2 separate regions of the Homo sapiens genome follow, and region 2 is linked to region 1. Evidence: chromatin contacts called from ENCODE Hi-C or POLR2A ChIA-PET data. All regions are on one chromosome and are shown on one strand. Each heading gives the region's core, a stretch centred on a gene start or an enhancer-like site at or near the end of the contact. The rest is flanking DNA. Distances are from core to core; before and after follow the strand shown. Region 1 holds the start of AHCY (adenosylhomocysteinase). Region 2 holds the start of BLCAP (BLCAP apoptosis inducing factor).

Region 1 (7,782 bases), core at 2,111-4,610:
TATGGCTGTACCAATTTGTTTAACTGTTCATCCATTAAAAGAACCTGGCTGGGCGTGGTGGCTTACACCTGTAATCCCAGCACTTTGGAAGGCCAAGGCGGGAGGATCACTTGATGTCAGAAGTTCAAGACCAGTCTGGCCAACATGGTGAAACACCGTCTCTATTAAAAATACAAAAATTATCCGGGTGTGGGAGCGTGTGCCTGTAATCCCAGGTACTTGGGAGGCTAAGGTACGAGAATCACTTTGAACCTGGGAGACAGAGGTTGCAGTGAGCCGAGATCACACCATTGCACTCCAGCCTGGGCAACAGAGAGACACTCTTTCTCAAAAAAAAAAAAAAAGAAGCTGAAATAATAGGAAATTGGCTATATCAATTGCAATATATCCATAGGCTAGAACATTCTGCTGCTAGAGAGGTTGCATAAGGCCAGACTAAGGTGCTTAGACCTTCTCCTGAGACCAGCAGTCTCCAAAGTTTTGTTCATATGAACTTAACGGTACAAATATTAGCAAATATCTCATTAGCTGATATCTCAAAGCACGATATACAGTGAGGATGAGAGTCATCATTAATTAATGAGAGGGCATGTAAATTCACATTTCTTTTTTTTTCTTTTTTTTTTTTTTTTTTTGAGGCAGTCTTGTTCTGTCACCCAGGCTGGAGTGCGGTGGCGCAATCTTGGCTCAATGCAACATCCGCCTCCTGGGTTCAAACAATTCTTGTCCCTCAGCCTCCTGAGTAGCTGAGTTTACAGACGTGCACCATCACGCCCGGCTAATTTTTGTATTTTTAGTAGATACAGGGTTTCACTATGTTGGCCAGGCTGGTCTGGAACTCCTGACCCCAAGTGATCCACTCGCCCCGGCTTCCAAAGTGCTGGGATTACAGGTGTGAGTCACTGCGCCTGGTCCGTAAATTCATATTTCAAAGTGTCTTTTTCATTGTTTTCTCAAATTTTATTACATTCCTTACAACATGGCTGACAAAGACCAGCATTCATACCAGAAAGAGACCTGTCAGCTGTGTCCTTTTCTACTTGTTTGCTGTGCTGGTAATTTTCACAGTATCTGGAACTTGCCATTTCTTTGCAGGAATATTTTGAAGCCATTTTTCTGTTCTCGTAGGACAACCTAGTAACATGATCCTACGTTTAGTTAGACTGACACGACTCACTACACACTGCAATGCACTGCAGAATGCTGAAAGGGATGCGTGAGGACCCTGCTGCCCACCTCCCAGGCGTGGACCCTCGTTCCCTCAGGAAGTCTCTGCTTGACATCGGCCCTCATGACTCTCAGACAGAGGTCAGATGTACAGATCAAGTGAGACCAATACATTTACTATGTCATAGAAGACCTTAATTCTTATTTTTATTTTTTATTTTTTGAGACAAGAGTCTCCCTCCGTCGCCCAGGCCGGAGTGCAGTGGTGCGATCTCGGCTCACTGCAAGCTCGGCCTCCCGGGTTCACGCCATTCTCCTGCCTCAGCCTTGCGAGTAGCTGGGACTACAGGCTCCCGACACCACGCCCAGCTAATTTTTTTTTTTTTTTGTATTTTTAGTAGAGATGGGGTTTTACCCTGTTAGCCAGGATGGTCTCGATTTCCTGACCCCGTGATCCGCCCGCCTCGGCCTCCCAATGTGCTGGGATTACAGGCGTGAGCCACGCGCCCGGCCAGAAGAGTTTAATTCTTTTCTCATTTTTAGGTTAAAAAATGAGTAGAGGCCGGGCACGGTGGCTCACGCCAGTAATCCCAGCACTTTGGGAGGCAGAGGCTGGCGGATCACCTGAGGTCGGGAGTTCGAGATTAGCCTGACCAATATGGAGAAACCCCGTCTCTACTAAAAATACAAAATTAGCCAGGCGTGGTGGCTCATGCCTGTAATCCCAGCTACTCGGGAGGCTGAGGCAAGAGAATCGCTTGAATCCGGGAGGCAGAGGTTGGTGTGAGCCAAGATCATGCCATTGCACTCCAGCCTGGGCAACAAGCGCCAAACTCTATCTCAAAAAAAGAAAAAACAAAATTAGCCAGGTGTGGTGGTGCGTGCCTGTAATCCAAGCCACTCGGGAGGCTGAGGCAGGAGAATTGCTTGAACCCGGGAGGTGGAGGTTGCAGCGAGCCTAGATGGTGCCACTGCACTCCAGTGTGGGCGACAGAGTGAGACTCCATAAAAAAAAAAAAAAATTCAGGGGAAAAAAAGCAATTAAAAAAACATAACTATAAAAATAATACAAATTACAAAACAACCATTTGCATAGCATTTACATTATATTAGTTATAAGTAATCTAGAGATGATTAAAGTGTACGGAGGAATGTGCATAGGTTATATGCCAATACTGCCTCATTTTATATGAGGGACTTGAACATAGAAGGGTTTTGGAGTCCACAGAGGTCCTGAAACCAATTTCCCCTTCCCATGCCTGGGATGACTGAATTATACAGCAGCAAAAATGAATATACTCAAGCTATATGCATGAGTCTCATAAATATAATGCTCACAGAAAAAAGCAAGTTGCAGAAGGGTAAATACGGTTGATATATAAAGGTGCTAAACACAGAACTATTTAATGATATACGGATGCAGTAAAAGTATAAGAAATGTATGCAAACTTACTTAAATTCAGGGTGTTGGTTACTTGGAGTAAGGCGAATGTTTGGGATGTCAGTAGGTACCTGACAAATGGCAACTTAACTTTGTTTTGGTTTTTTTGAGATAGGGTCTTGCCCTTTCGCCCAGGCTCAAGTGCTGTGGTGGGATGATAGCTCACTGCAGCCTCGATCTCCAGGCTCAAAAGATCCTCCCTCCCGCCTCCGCGTCCCAAGTAGCTGGGACCACAAGCGCGCGCCACCACGCCCGGCTAATTTTTAATTTTTTTTTGTAGAGTTCAGGTCTCACTGTGTTGCCCAGGATGGTCTTGAACTCCTGGGCTCAAGCGATCCTCCCGCCTTGGCCTCCCAAAGTGCTGGGATTACAGGTGTGAGCCACCGCGCCTGGCCTGCAACTTTACTTATAATAATCTGTGTGGCAGATGTCATTTGGCCCATTTTACAGATGAGGAAATTGAGGCACAGGGAAGTGAACTGGCGGAATTTCAGTTCCGCTGGGTTTTGACACTGAATCAACTGGCTGAACCAGCGAGAGGACGGCCCGGCTGGCTCTCAGGCCTCTCCCGGCGCTCCCTTCCGGACCGGTGAGTGAGACTCCTGGGGCCACGCCTTGTGAAATTCTGAGGCTTCTTTTCAGGGATCGAAATCCCCTCCGGCTCCGCCCTGCGCGTTGGGCCCCGCCCCAGCGGGTCATGAATATGCAAGTGCGAGGAAGATATTTAAAGGCGTCGGCGCCACGCGCATATCCCTGCTCGGCGCTGCCCGCCCAGTTCCTGTTCCCAGACTGAGGCCCAGCCCCCTTCGCCCGTTTCCATCACGAGTGCCGCCAGCATGTCTGACAAACTGCCCTACAAAGTCGGTGAGTCCCAGGACCTGCAGCCGGTTGCGGCCGCCCGGCACCCGCCCGGGGCTTGTTCGTGGCGGGGGCTGCAGGGCCGACTCGGGGCTCTCTGGACCCCCTGGAATCGCAGCCTCGGCGCGTTTCTGGCCGCGCGAAGCCAGCTGGAAGTTGGAGTTCTCGCGCGGCCATGAGCGGGCCGTTCCGGGTGGCCGTGGACTACAAGTCCCAGCATGCCCCGCGACGCCGGGGCCGCCGCGCGGTCTGCGAGCCGCAAACTGGCGGCGTGCTCCGCGGGAGAGCACACCTGGCCACGGCCTGGGACGGCTGGCACCTGCCGGACCCTGCTCGGGGGGCCTGCGCCCGGCCTCCTAGGCCTGGACCGGACCCTGTCCAGCTGGGCGGCCCCGACGAGCGTCCACCCCTCTCTGGGCCTCCTACAGGGACGGCGAGGGCACCCCGGAGGGTGTATGAGGAGAGGCCTGGAAAGCGAGCCCCAGGCCGGCTCCGATCCTCCTCTCCCCTGGGACTTTGGGCCAGTTACCCAACCTGTGGGGTCCCCCACCCCTCCAGCAGGGGCAGCCTTGCAGAAATCTCGAAGAAAATTTGGAGTGGTTTGAAAAATCCTGCTGTCCCACCGATTGAAGTGTAATACAGGGATAGTTAACGTTTACTTAGTGTTTCCTGTGGGATCGGCACTGCCTTCTAGCTTTATTCTAGTCTCATGGCTCTATAGGGAAACTGTTCTCATTTTATGATGAGAATCCTGAGGCAGAGGTAACTTGCCCTCAGTCTTACAGCTGGTGGTGATGGAGCAAGATTGGAACGCAGGCCATCTAGATCTCTGAGCGCACCCTTTCACCACTGTGTGCAAGCGAATACACGCGGAACAATCCTAGTGAATTTTCAGCAAAAACCAGTTCAGTTTGGCTGGTAGCTTTTCAAGTAACTTTGACACTATTGGACCGGGTGTGGTGGCTCACCCCTGTAGTCCCAGCACTTTGAGAGGCCGAGGTGGGCGAATCACTTGAGGTCAAGAGTTCGAGACCAGCCTGGCCAACGTGGTGAAACGCTATCTCTACCAAAAATACAAAAACTAGCTGGGCGTGGTGGCGGGCGCCTTCATTCCCAGCTACTCGGGAGGCTGAGGCAGGAGGACTGTTTGAGCCGGGGAGACGGAGGTTGCAGTGAGCCGAGATTGCACCACCACGCTCCAACCTGGGCAACAGAGCAAGACCCTGTCTCAAAAAAAAAAAACAAACAAAAAAAGACACTATTAAGTCTGGAGAATGCCATCCACATTTATGGAAACACTTGCTGTATATCTGGTGATTTACGTGTGTTTACACAATAATCTTCATAGAGGTGGACGTAATCCCGTTATATAGAGCATGAAACTGAGGCCCTTGGGAGGTGACTTGCAAAGATTCTGTTGAAGTAGTTCATCAAGTTGCTACCAGAGTAGACTGTCTCCATTGTGTGGATGCTGAAACTGAACCCAGAAAGGTTATGTGAAGGTCACATCAATAGTAGAGCTGGAATGGGGGCTTGTCATACTGTGGAGAGATTAGTGGGTCAGGATTGGGGCCATTGGGTTGTGTGGGTGGAGATAAAGCTGGATTTGGGGATGGGGAGCTTAGCTGGGTGGGGCTGGAGGAAGGAGGCCCTGCTGTATGCCAGATCTTGATCATATGGCATTATCTTTACTTAAGGCGCATAGCAAGCTAGGGATGATTATCCACACTTTACAGATGAAGAAACTGATGTTTACAGGGGCTCTTGCTGTTCCTCTTGGCTTGTCCTGGGGACAGGTGTTCCTGTGACTTTTGCAAGTCCTTAGCTCCAGAGATTGCAGCATCTAGCCTCTCCTGTGCCTTTGGAGTTGAGGGTCCCAGGGAAAACTGTGGGGCTGGCACAGTGTCCTCGAGGGCACTGAAGGAGTTATTTTTAGCTGGAGGGACATGTGGTGGTGGAGGGGTGGAGCTTAGCAGCACAGGGCATAACCCATTGTCCCATACAGCCGGGCCCCTCCCAGGAGGGGCCTTGAGAGGGGCCTCTGCTCTAGCCCTGCCTGGCTGCCAGTTCTGGTTCTGCGGTTAATTGGCTATGGAACCTGCAGCAAACTCCTCTCTGGGTCCTCTCTGGGTCATTAGTAAATGCTGGGACTCAGACTAGGTTCAGATTTGTGTTGTTTTTCTTTGCCACCCTTGTCACGTGCCAGCCCCTCTCATGGATCTTTCATTCAGTTCTGAGGACAGATATGGTCGGTAAACAGTTGCTGACCCCTTCTCTGAGCCAGGTCATGCTGGAGACACAAAGGTGACCCAGAGACAGGGGTGGCACAGACATGCATACAGATAAAGTAGTATTGTCTCCATTTTATGTGAGCAGATCTGCCACTTGTCTGTCTCCACGGTCACCACCCCAGTCTGGTCTCTCTCCTTGCAGGTCTCCCTGGATCTCTTGCTCCGCAGATCCACACAGCAGCCAATGGGGTCTTTTCAAAAGACAAATCTGGTCTCTGAATGCTGGCCCCTGAAAACTGTAGGTTCCCCACTTCACTGGGACTGAAGTCCCAACTCATCTTATGCCTCTATTTGAGTCACCCTGGTGCACTCTTGGTTCCTCTAGCAGGGATATACTAGGTTCTTTCCTGTTTCCAGGTTTTTTTCAGCACCTACTGTGTGCCAGGTACTGTATTAGGTGCTTGAGAGGAGCCTTCCAGGCCGAGAACTGCTTGGGTTAAAGCCCTGAGGTGGAAATGAGTGGAGCTTGCCTGAAGTCAGTCAGGAAGCCTGTGTGTTGAACAGCTAGTGAGTGGGGAAAGTGGAGAGATGGAGGAGGGGCAGGCAGTCATGCAGATAGGGCCCGAAGATTGAGGGAAGCCATTGGAGGGTTTGCTTGTTTAGTTTTGTTTACTTTAGTAGAATGATGGAGGTGATGTAACTTAAATTTTTAAGAGCCTCCCTCTTCTGGCTGCTGTGGGGAGAATGGCATGTTAGAGCATGGGACCAGTGAAGAGAGTGTGGCAGTGTCCAACTGAGAAGTGGCAGTGTATTTATTTCTTTATTGTTTTTTTTGGAGACAGAGTCTCCCTCTCACCCAGGTTGGAGTGCAGTGGTGCTATTTTAGCTCACTGCCACCTCCGCCTCCCAGGTTCAAGCAATTCTCCTGCCTCAGCCTCCTGAGTAGGTGGGATTATAAGTGCCCACCACCACGCCCAACTAATTTTTGTATTTTTAGTAGAGATGGGATTTCACCATGTTGGCCAGGCTGCTCTCGAACTTCTGACCTCGGGTGATCCGCCCACCTTGGCCTCCCAAAGTGCTGGGATTACAGGCTGTGAGCCACCGCGCCCAGCCTGAGAAGTGACAGTTTAGATGAAGGTGGTGAGATGCAGTTGGATTGCTTATATATTTCACTTGTTGAGCCAAAAACGTGCTGATTGAGGTGAAAGAGGAAAAGAGGAATCAAATCTTAAGTTTTTGGGCAGAGTAGCTGGTTGAATGGTGGTTTCATTTCCTAAAATGGGAAGATTGGGAGAGTAACCGGTAGTGGGGGCAAAGGAGCCATGAGGACTCCAACATGACACATAATAGATCCAACTGGACATCCAAGTGGAGGTGCTGTGGAGGCAGTTGGATCACATCGAGTCTCAAGTTCAGGGGAGTAGTTTGGGCTGGATATAAATACGTGGGAGTCATCCCCGTAGAGAAGGTATGTAAAGCCATAAGACTGGATGAGCTTAATTGGTAAACATAAGAGAACTGGGAGATGATGGAGCCCTGAGGGCCCCCAAACCCTAAAGTCTGTTAGCTAAAGAGGAACCAGGAAGGTAGGTGGAAAAGCACAGGACAGTCACAGAAGCCAAGTAAAGAAAGGGTTTCAGGAAGGAGGGCAAGTCATTCATGCAATCTGTGCTGCTGGTAGAAACATGGTCTTAGGTAATTTTGCATCAGGTATGGAGATCAGGCTGGTCTTTGGACGGAAGAGCAGTTTTAGTGGAGTATGGAAGTCCTTAAGGAGGAGAGGGGATATGGAATCAGGCCCCATGGAGCAGGGATAGTGTAGTGACCAGCCCCATAGGGTCGGTGGGTCTCTCCCTGTGTGCGGCGACGAGAGAGTGTAGAAATAAAGATACAAGACAAAGAGACAAGAGAAAAGGCAGCTGGGCCCGGGGGACCACTACCATCAATGCGCGGAGACCGGTAGTGGCCCCGAATGTTGGGCTGCGCTGTTATTTATTGCATATAAGGCAGAAGGGGCAGGGTAAAGAATGTGAGTCACCTCCAAGGATAGGTAAGGTCATGTGGGTCACGTGTCCACTGGAC
Region 2 (7,782 bases), core at 2,964-5,463, 3.2 Mb before region 1:
CCTGGAACTGAGCTGGGAAGGTGGAGCAATCTTGAGGACAGAGGGGAAAGGGTCCAGCTGAGCAGGAGCGAGTTCCATGTGCATTAGAAGCCCTGCCTCAGCTTCCCCAGTTTTCTGGGCCCCAGGGAGAAAGGGCTGGCCACTGAGGCCTTGTACATGCTAACACTCAGCCTGAAGTTACTGGAAGGTGGTATCCCGCAAAACAGACCTGATCCTTGTTTAGCAGCATGTCACATTCCATGGGATGGCAGGACCCCTTCCTTTCTTCCATTTTTCTTGTTTCTGTTTTTGAGATGGAATCTCGCTCTGTCGCCCAGGCTGGAGTGCAGTGGTGCCATCTTGGCTCACTGCAACCTCCACCTCCCAGGTTCAAGTGATTCTCCTGCCTCAGCCTCCCGGGTAGCTGGGATTACAGGCGCGTGCCACCACACCCAGCTAATTTTTATATTTTTAGTAGAGACAGGGTTTCACCATGTTGGCCAGGCTGGTCTCAAATTCCCGATCTCATGATCCACCTGCCTTGGCCTCCCAAAGTGTTGGGATTACAGGCGTGAGCCACCACACCCAGCCCCTTTCTTCTATTTTTCTTGAGGTATAACATACGTAAAGTATATAAAGCCCCCAGTCTTTTTTCTTTCTTTCTTTCTTTTTCCCCCGAAACAGGGTCTCATTCTGTCGCCCAGACTGGAGAGCAGTGGCACGATCTTGGCTCACTGCAGCCTCTGCCTCCCGAAGTCCCCTAGTCTTATGGTGAATTTTTACTTGATGAATTTTCACTTACATAATCACCAGCCAGAAGAAGATATAATCCTTCCAGCATCCCAGAAAAGCTCCTCTTGCTCCTTTCCCATCCCTACTCCTGACCTGACCCAGGTAACTACCATTTTGATTTCTAACCCTATAGATTAGTTGAGCTTTATATGAATGGATTCATATGGTATGTACTGTTTTGTATCTGGCTTCTTTTAGTCCACATACTATATGTGAGATTAACTGGTGCTATTACATGTAACAGTAGTTTGTTCTTTTATATGTAAAACACAGTATTCCATTGCATGAACATGCCACAATTTATCCATTCTCCAGTGATGGACATTGAACTATTTCCAATTTGAGCTATGAATAAGTCTGCTATGAACATTCTTGCACAAGTCTCCATGTAAACATAGGCACTCATTTCTCTCGGGTACATACCTAGGAGTGGAAATTCTAGATCACAGCATAGGTGTATGTTTAGATTTTGTAGATGCTGGTTTTCCAAAGTGGCTGTACCAATTTGCTCTGCCGTCAGCACTGCAAGAATTTGTTGCTCCACAGCCTCTCAACATTCAGCTCTCTTTTTCTTTTTTTGTTAGTTTTTATTTCATAATCATAAACTCTGCAATCCACCTGGGCATGGAAGGGAACAAGGAAAACATGAAACCCAAAGGGAACTGCAGCGAGAGCACAAAGATTCTAGGATACTGGGAGCAAATGGGGTGGAAGGGTGCTCTCCTGAGCTACAGAAGGAATGGTCTGGTGGTGAAGATAAAACACAAGTCAAACTTATTGGAGTTGTCTACAGTCAGCAATGGTGATCTTCTTGCTGGTCTTGCCATTCCTGGACCCAAAGCGCTCCATGGCCTCCACGATCTTCATGCCTTCTTTCTTCTTTCACCTTGCCAAAGACTACATGCTTGCCATCCAACCACTCAGTCTTGGCAGTGCAGATGACAAACTGGGAACCGTTTGTGTTGGGTCCAGCATTTACCACGGACAAGATGCCAGGACCTGTATGCTTTAGGATGAAGTTCTCATCATCAGATTTCTCCCCACAGATGGACTTGCCACCAGTGCCATTATGGCATGTGAAGTCACCACCCTGACATATAAATCCTGGAATAATTCTGTGAAAGCAGGAAACCTTTTAACCAAATCCTTTCTCTCCAGTGCTCACAGCACGAAAGTTTTCTGCTGTCTTTGGAATCTTGTCTGCAAACAGCTCGAAGGAGTAGGGGCCTAAGGGCGCGTCATCGACAGTGATGTCAAAGAACAAGGTGGGGCTGACCATGGCTGATAGTATGGGGATCCCAGCGGCATCTGCAAAGCCAGCTCTCTCTTTTTCTAAACAAGAGCTTCCACTACAAGACTCCTCTTGTCATTCAGTGTTGGATACTGGGTGTGGCTGCCATGGATGCATTGATCCTTTAGCCTGTAAGCAGCAGGATGGTGGGAGGCCACATTCAGGCCTGTTTTGAGTCTCAGCTGGAGGAGAAATGGACATCTCCTTGCTTTGGATGTGACCTCAGGAACTGGATAGCCATCTTGTGGCCATGAGCATAAACCAGCACAAGGACAGAAGATAAAATGAACCTCAGTCCTTGATGACACTGCCTAGCCACTGAGTGGCAGGCTACTTATTTTTTTAAGCCACTTGATGTAGTTGTGTGTTTAACTTGCAACATAAAAGATACAGTCCACCAACCTTCTTTATTCCCAAACCCCAACGGCTCCATTTCTGTTCTCAACAGCATCAGCCCCACTGAGCACTCCCTCCTTCCTGAAACCTCCTCTCTAGGACCCACACTCACTTGGTCCTCTTTCTACCCCACTGGCCACTGCTTCTTAGTCTCCTTTCCCGGATCCTCCTCTTCTTTTCTCTCCACCTTCTTTCACTTGCGTTCTCACCCAGCACCATGACCTTTGTATTGATGGCCCCCAAATATGTATCTCCTGCCCCAGCCTCCGTTCGCAGCTTCTGTGTCACATAAACCTGCCTACTCACCCTCTCTGCCTGCATGTTGCCCCGACATTTCAAACTTAACTTCTCAAAGCCGAACTTGATCTTCCCCCTCAGTCCGTTCCTCTTTCAGGCTTTATTGTCTTGGTCAAGGAATCTTTTACCCTTTCATTTACTCAAGGCTAAAACCTAGCGAGGAGTTATTGCCAATGCCTCCACATCCACCCAAGTCCAATCTTCCACCCTTCCCTTCACCTCCCCAAGCTACCACCCTGTCTGAGTCAGCATTGGCTTTTGTCTGGAAAGCTGCAACCACCTCCTAACTGGTCTGCCTACACCCACTCCTGAGTGCTTTCCAAGCCATGCGGCCTGGGTGGCCTTTCAGAAATCCTAATTTGCTATCCTCTTCCTGATGAAAATGGCTTCCCTGACTCTCAAGAGAAAAGCCAAATTCAGTATGTAGCTGACCTGTTTTCTTCTGTGCTCACCTCACCCCAACTCTGCCGCTTCCCAGCTCCAGATCTGGGACAAATGTTCTTTCTGCCTAGAACATTTCCCCTCTCACTCTTACCCTAATCGTCCTTTGTTTCTCAACCTAAATGCCATCTTCCCAAGGAGGTTCCACCCTTTCCCTACATTAGTACTCCATTAATTTCTCCTAACACTCTCTACTTCTTCTCACAGCACTTCCCATGATGTGTAATTATGTATTGATTAAAGTCACTAATATACAGTGATTATATGACTGTCTCCCCGCCTACCCGCCATTAGACTGGCAGTGCCTTGAGGTCAGGGACAGACCCAGGTTACCGACTCTACCTGCCCTTAGCACTGCGCTTGGGTACAGTAAGCGCCCAAGGAATATGCTTAATTAGCTAATAAATGACTACACGGACTCATTCAAGCCTCATAAAAGCCCTAAGGTGGGCATTTCAACAGAAGCCGGGTCGGGGTGGGCGAGGGGCTCGCTGGCCCAAGGTACGGGGCAAGTGGGGGAGCCGAGGCCTGACCCAAGGCAGTCCCAAGTTCTGAGCCCGGACCTTTCAGCTCCTGAGCCTTGGCTGCATGATGAAACGCTAGGGAGGGGGTGGACTTTGAGCCACGAGAAGGTTTTCCCGGAGTCCACGGACCATCCACGCGGGCAAGAACGAAGCGGGTTCACCAACATGAACACAACCCGGCCCGCCCAGCGCTCACGGAGTAAGGATCACAATCTGCTGCATATGCATGAGGGGACCCGGCCGCGCTTCGGGGCTGTCCACACTGCGCCTGATAAAAATTATTCGGGCTTGAAGATCTCGGGGCTCCCAGAGTTTTGTAAAAGTGCATACAAAGTCCTCAAAGGTGGTCTGTGGCTGATATTTACGGGAAATGGGGCGAGGATGAGCCCCCACTTCGGACCTTGTGATCAGGCGTTTGCGGTAGACAGCCCGATCCCAGGATGGGTCCTCGGCCGGCTCGACTAGAAGACTAAGGGGGCGTCTCCCCGGCTTCCTGCGGCGTCGGTGGCGAGCTGAGGTGGAGGCAGGCTGCGGCAGACGGCGACAGTGGCGGCGGCGCCATGGCAGGGCTTGCAGGTACCGTGGCGTCAACCTGCTTGGGGCGGGATGAGAGGCCCTCCATGCGGCCGCGCCGCCATATTGTCCCTTCTGGGTCACCTTAGGCGTCGCCGGGTCCCCGTCACTGGGGTTTTCCTTCCGCATACCCCGGGAAGGCAGGGCGCCCCTGTCCGGCTTCAGGTGATTGCCGTGATTGGACCTAGCCTGGGCCTTGGGGGGTCCCTTCCCAGCCCGGAGGTGGGTCATAGTACTCCTGGGTGCTGGCTCTGGCCTTGTCCAAGGTCAGCGCCCTTGCAGGATGAGACAGGCAGAGCCGGGGGCACGGGGCTGGGAGCGCGACCACCATCTCTGCAGCCCCGGGTTCCACGGCAGGGTGCCCAGCTTGTGAGAGGCCTGTCATTCTGTCCCCATCAGTTTAGTTGCGTTGCTTTAGTTGCTTTTTTGGGGGGGAGGTGGGGGGACGTGGGGGTGAGGGGAGAGAGGGTCTCCTGAGGCTCCGCTTCGGTGTCTGGGGTGATAGGCTGACGCTCTGCTAAGAGTCGCGGGCGCTTCTTACTCCCTCCAACTTTACATCAAGGGTGGACATCCCTTCCCTTTCCTTCTATAGACGTGGGGAGTGGCCCTCAAGGGCAGCTGAAGGAACGGAATGCCTGGCGCACTAATGGCCTGGAAAGGAAGCATGGGGGATGGGGGACAGTTGTTTTTTCCTTCCCCTTTCCAAATCTCCTTTAGTTTCCTTCCAGGCCTCCGTGTCCCATTTCATCGCCGAATGTTGGGAGACTGGGGTCTGTCCTCGGAAAGAAACAGCCTTTCTGTTTATAGGTTTGGATCGTCTATCCCTTTCAGGGAACTGGTGTGTTGGGGACGGCTTCTCTGCCCTGCCTGACATGGTCCAGTCATCCCGTCAGCCTTCTGGACGGCAACACCAAAGCTGGGACCAAAAAAAAGTTCCAGCTTAAGTGCTAATGCCAAGTGTTAGATCTTGTTTGCTTGTTTGTTTTAAATCAGAGACTAATTAATGTCAAGCAAATCTGTTAAAAGATTTGATCACGGGAAGCCTGGTCGGTTTCCAGTGACCAGGTCAATTCCATATCTGAAATTAGTCTTGTTAGAGTTGCTGCCAAAAACAGTTTAACCTTTAATCTGTAATATGTTGTTTCAAAGAGGAATCTGGGTTAGACTGTCTTTTTTTGTTGTTGTTCTCCTATCTTTGAAACACATGCATTCCATTTCAAGCCTGTCCCTGTGCGATATACCAAGAACCACGCGTTGCCTGCCTCTCTGACTTCCTGCTCTGGAAATGCTCAGGAATCTGGATCCTGCTGGGGCATGCATGGGCCCTGTGGGAGGGCAAGTCGGGGAGGGGAGGATAAACAGGATCACTCCCAGGGAAGATGGTGACAACGTGTCTCTGGGGCATATAGAGGAAGTCAGAGGTTACCGGGGGGAAAAGAGATTGTTGTTTGACTAGTGTTTTGTGTATGTGCATGAGTGCACACGTTTAAATCTCTGAGGGGGGGTGGGGGCGGTGGGGGGGGGAAGTTAACTGCAAATTCAGAATCTCCCTTTGGGGTGTTGGCTCCTGAGGAGATACACATTTCAAAATAGATATCTAGTAAATGGCTCACAGCAAACCTGCTCCCCGATCCAACAGTAATCCGTTGCCCAAGCTCAAGGAACTTGCCCCTGCCCTTCCCTGACAGCAGACATCCCTTCCTTCAGTGACAATTCAAATATTCCACAGATAAAGGTAACAGTGTCACATAGCACCCTGCACCCCTAAAAGTCATGGTACCTAAACACCTCTGGACTTAACTTCAGTTCGTTAGGCTAAGAAACTAACATCCTGGAGTATTAGTCTCAAGGGTCTCTCACCTGTTGCTGGAGTCCCACAGAGCTATTCCCAATTCCTTCCCAACCGATCTGCTCTGTCCTTGGCCTTGTGGGGGCAAAGTCTTCTGGGAGCAATGATGGTTTAGGCAAAGGGGACGTTCAGCACTGTGACTAAGGGCTGTGCAGTAAAACACTAGTCATTTTCAATTCTTCGCATTGCTCTCTATCAGAATAAAATGTTTAATGGTATAGTTTGTGGAAAAAATTTTATAAACAAGGTGTGTTTGGACCATCTAGGCATTGCATGGCATTGCACTGGATGGAAAGTGAATGCACTGTCTTCTCTGGTGGGTTAAGTTTGCTGCCAGAACATGAAGTTTTGTGGGTGGAGGATGCAAATGGGGAGTGGACATTGCACATTGAAGCCCACACGTGCAGGTGCAGGCCACCAGGGCAGCCCTTGCCTGGAAATCTGTCATCTCACCTTGCCACACTCACAGCCCTGCTGATGGACGGATGGAGGAAAAGGGCTTTGCCAAGATGATATGGAAAGCTCTGGGGCTACCAGGAGCCTCTTGTCCTCTAAGTGGGGGCACAAGAGGTGCTGTGTCCAGAGCAGCCAGCTCTTACCATGCTGCTTTGGCCTACCTCCCTGAAATCTGCTACCTTGTCACTTGGGCTGAGGTTAGAGCATCAAGAAGGGCAGTGGGGCTATGGGCATACCCCTCAAAAGCTCCGAAGGGAGGGTCAGCCTTCATGGAGAACACATGTTGGTATGTTCATGATTCTGTGGGTTTAGTGTGGAAAACCACAGAAACTCCCAGTTTTGAGGCCTGCCAAGATATGGGGTTCAGAAGGGAGGAGGTGTGGGCATTGCCTGCTGATGAGTCACACTGGGGCGAGAGGAGACCTGCCTCACCTTCAGGCTATGGTAGCAGCTATAGCCACCCAGCCTAAGAAAGATGAAGTCTCAGATTGCACATCCTCTTCAAGTCCTGATGAGTCCTGATTGCCACTGCTATGGCAGTTTCTAGCGTGTTAGGGTTCACTGGCATCTCAAAGGCCCTCTTCGAGAGGGAAACTGGAGATGAAGGGTACAAGGTGACATGTCCAGGTTCCCTAGGCTGATTGATGGCAAAGTCAAGACCAGAACCGGGATCTGCACCTCCCCACCCCTATAATTCTCTGATACCGAATGAAGTTTTAGATGCCTTTAGAGGTGCTGGTGATTGGGCTAAGAAACTTAAGGGCTTGCTTAGGGGAGGGAAACATGATCAGGCTTAAGGGGGCAAGGTACTTTGTGCTTCAGAAGTATTTGTGACAGCTGTGACTAAGGGATTCGAAGAAGTGGCAGGAAGAGAGATTTATGGCCCTCCAACTCCCTCCCTTGGTGTTGACCCAGCAACAGGTGTGTAGTGACAGGGACACATAAAGCCAGAGACAAGGCTGAACAGGCGGCAGGGCCATTTGGTGAGACAGTCAGCTGACCCCGTGTAGAAAGAGCCCTGACTCACTGGGGAGTGGGAGAGGAAGACAAGTCCGAGGCCGAGCACTGCCCACCCTGACGTGATGGCAGGGGAGAGCCCAGGGCCACGGACCTGGTAAGCATTCCTAAGAATACGGAGGCTGGTGCTGGGAAAAGCAGAAACCCAGTATTGGGGAGAGAGGTTT

What was found. Hi-C counts contacts between places; a loop is a spot of excess contacts on that map. ChIA-PET counts read pairs that join two places held with the same protein, here RNA polymerase II (POLR2A). Pooled maps may share reads with other maps.
Region 2: a map of naive thymus-derived CD4-positive, alpha-beta T cell shows a loop between it and region 1 (17-fold over the local background). The contact joins the promoter of BLCAP here to the promoter of AHCY in region 1. A Hi-C loop is called at or near these places in 1 of 168 maps with a recorded cell type or tissue (naive thymus-derived CD4-positive, alpha-beta T cell) and 5 of 50 pooled maps. POLR2A ChIA-PET finds 5 or more read pairs at or near these places in 1 of 52 experiments (RWPE1).

Annotation. Positions count from the first base shown.
Region 1 is chr20:34,298,933-34,306,714 of GRCh38, reverse strand. It overlaps AHCY (adenosylhomocysteinase), which reads left to right and starts at 3,360. Exons shown (of 10, transcript NM_000687.4): 1 at 3,360-3,472. The coding sequence starts at 3,445. RefSeq lists enhancers at 2,996-3,115, 3,136-3,185 and a silencer at 3,756-3,985.
Region 2 is chr20:37,524,307-37,532,088 of GRCh38, reverse strand. It overlaps BLCAP (BLCAP apoptosis inducing factor), which reads left to right and starts at 4,213. Exons shown (of 2, transcript NM_006698.4): 1 at 4,213-4,296. It also overlaps the pseudogene PPIAP3. RefSeq lists enhancers at 3,921-4,230, 4,321-4,370, 3,692-4,409, 5,127-5,845.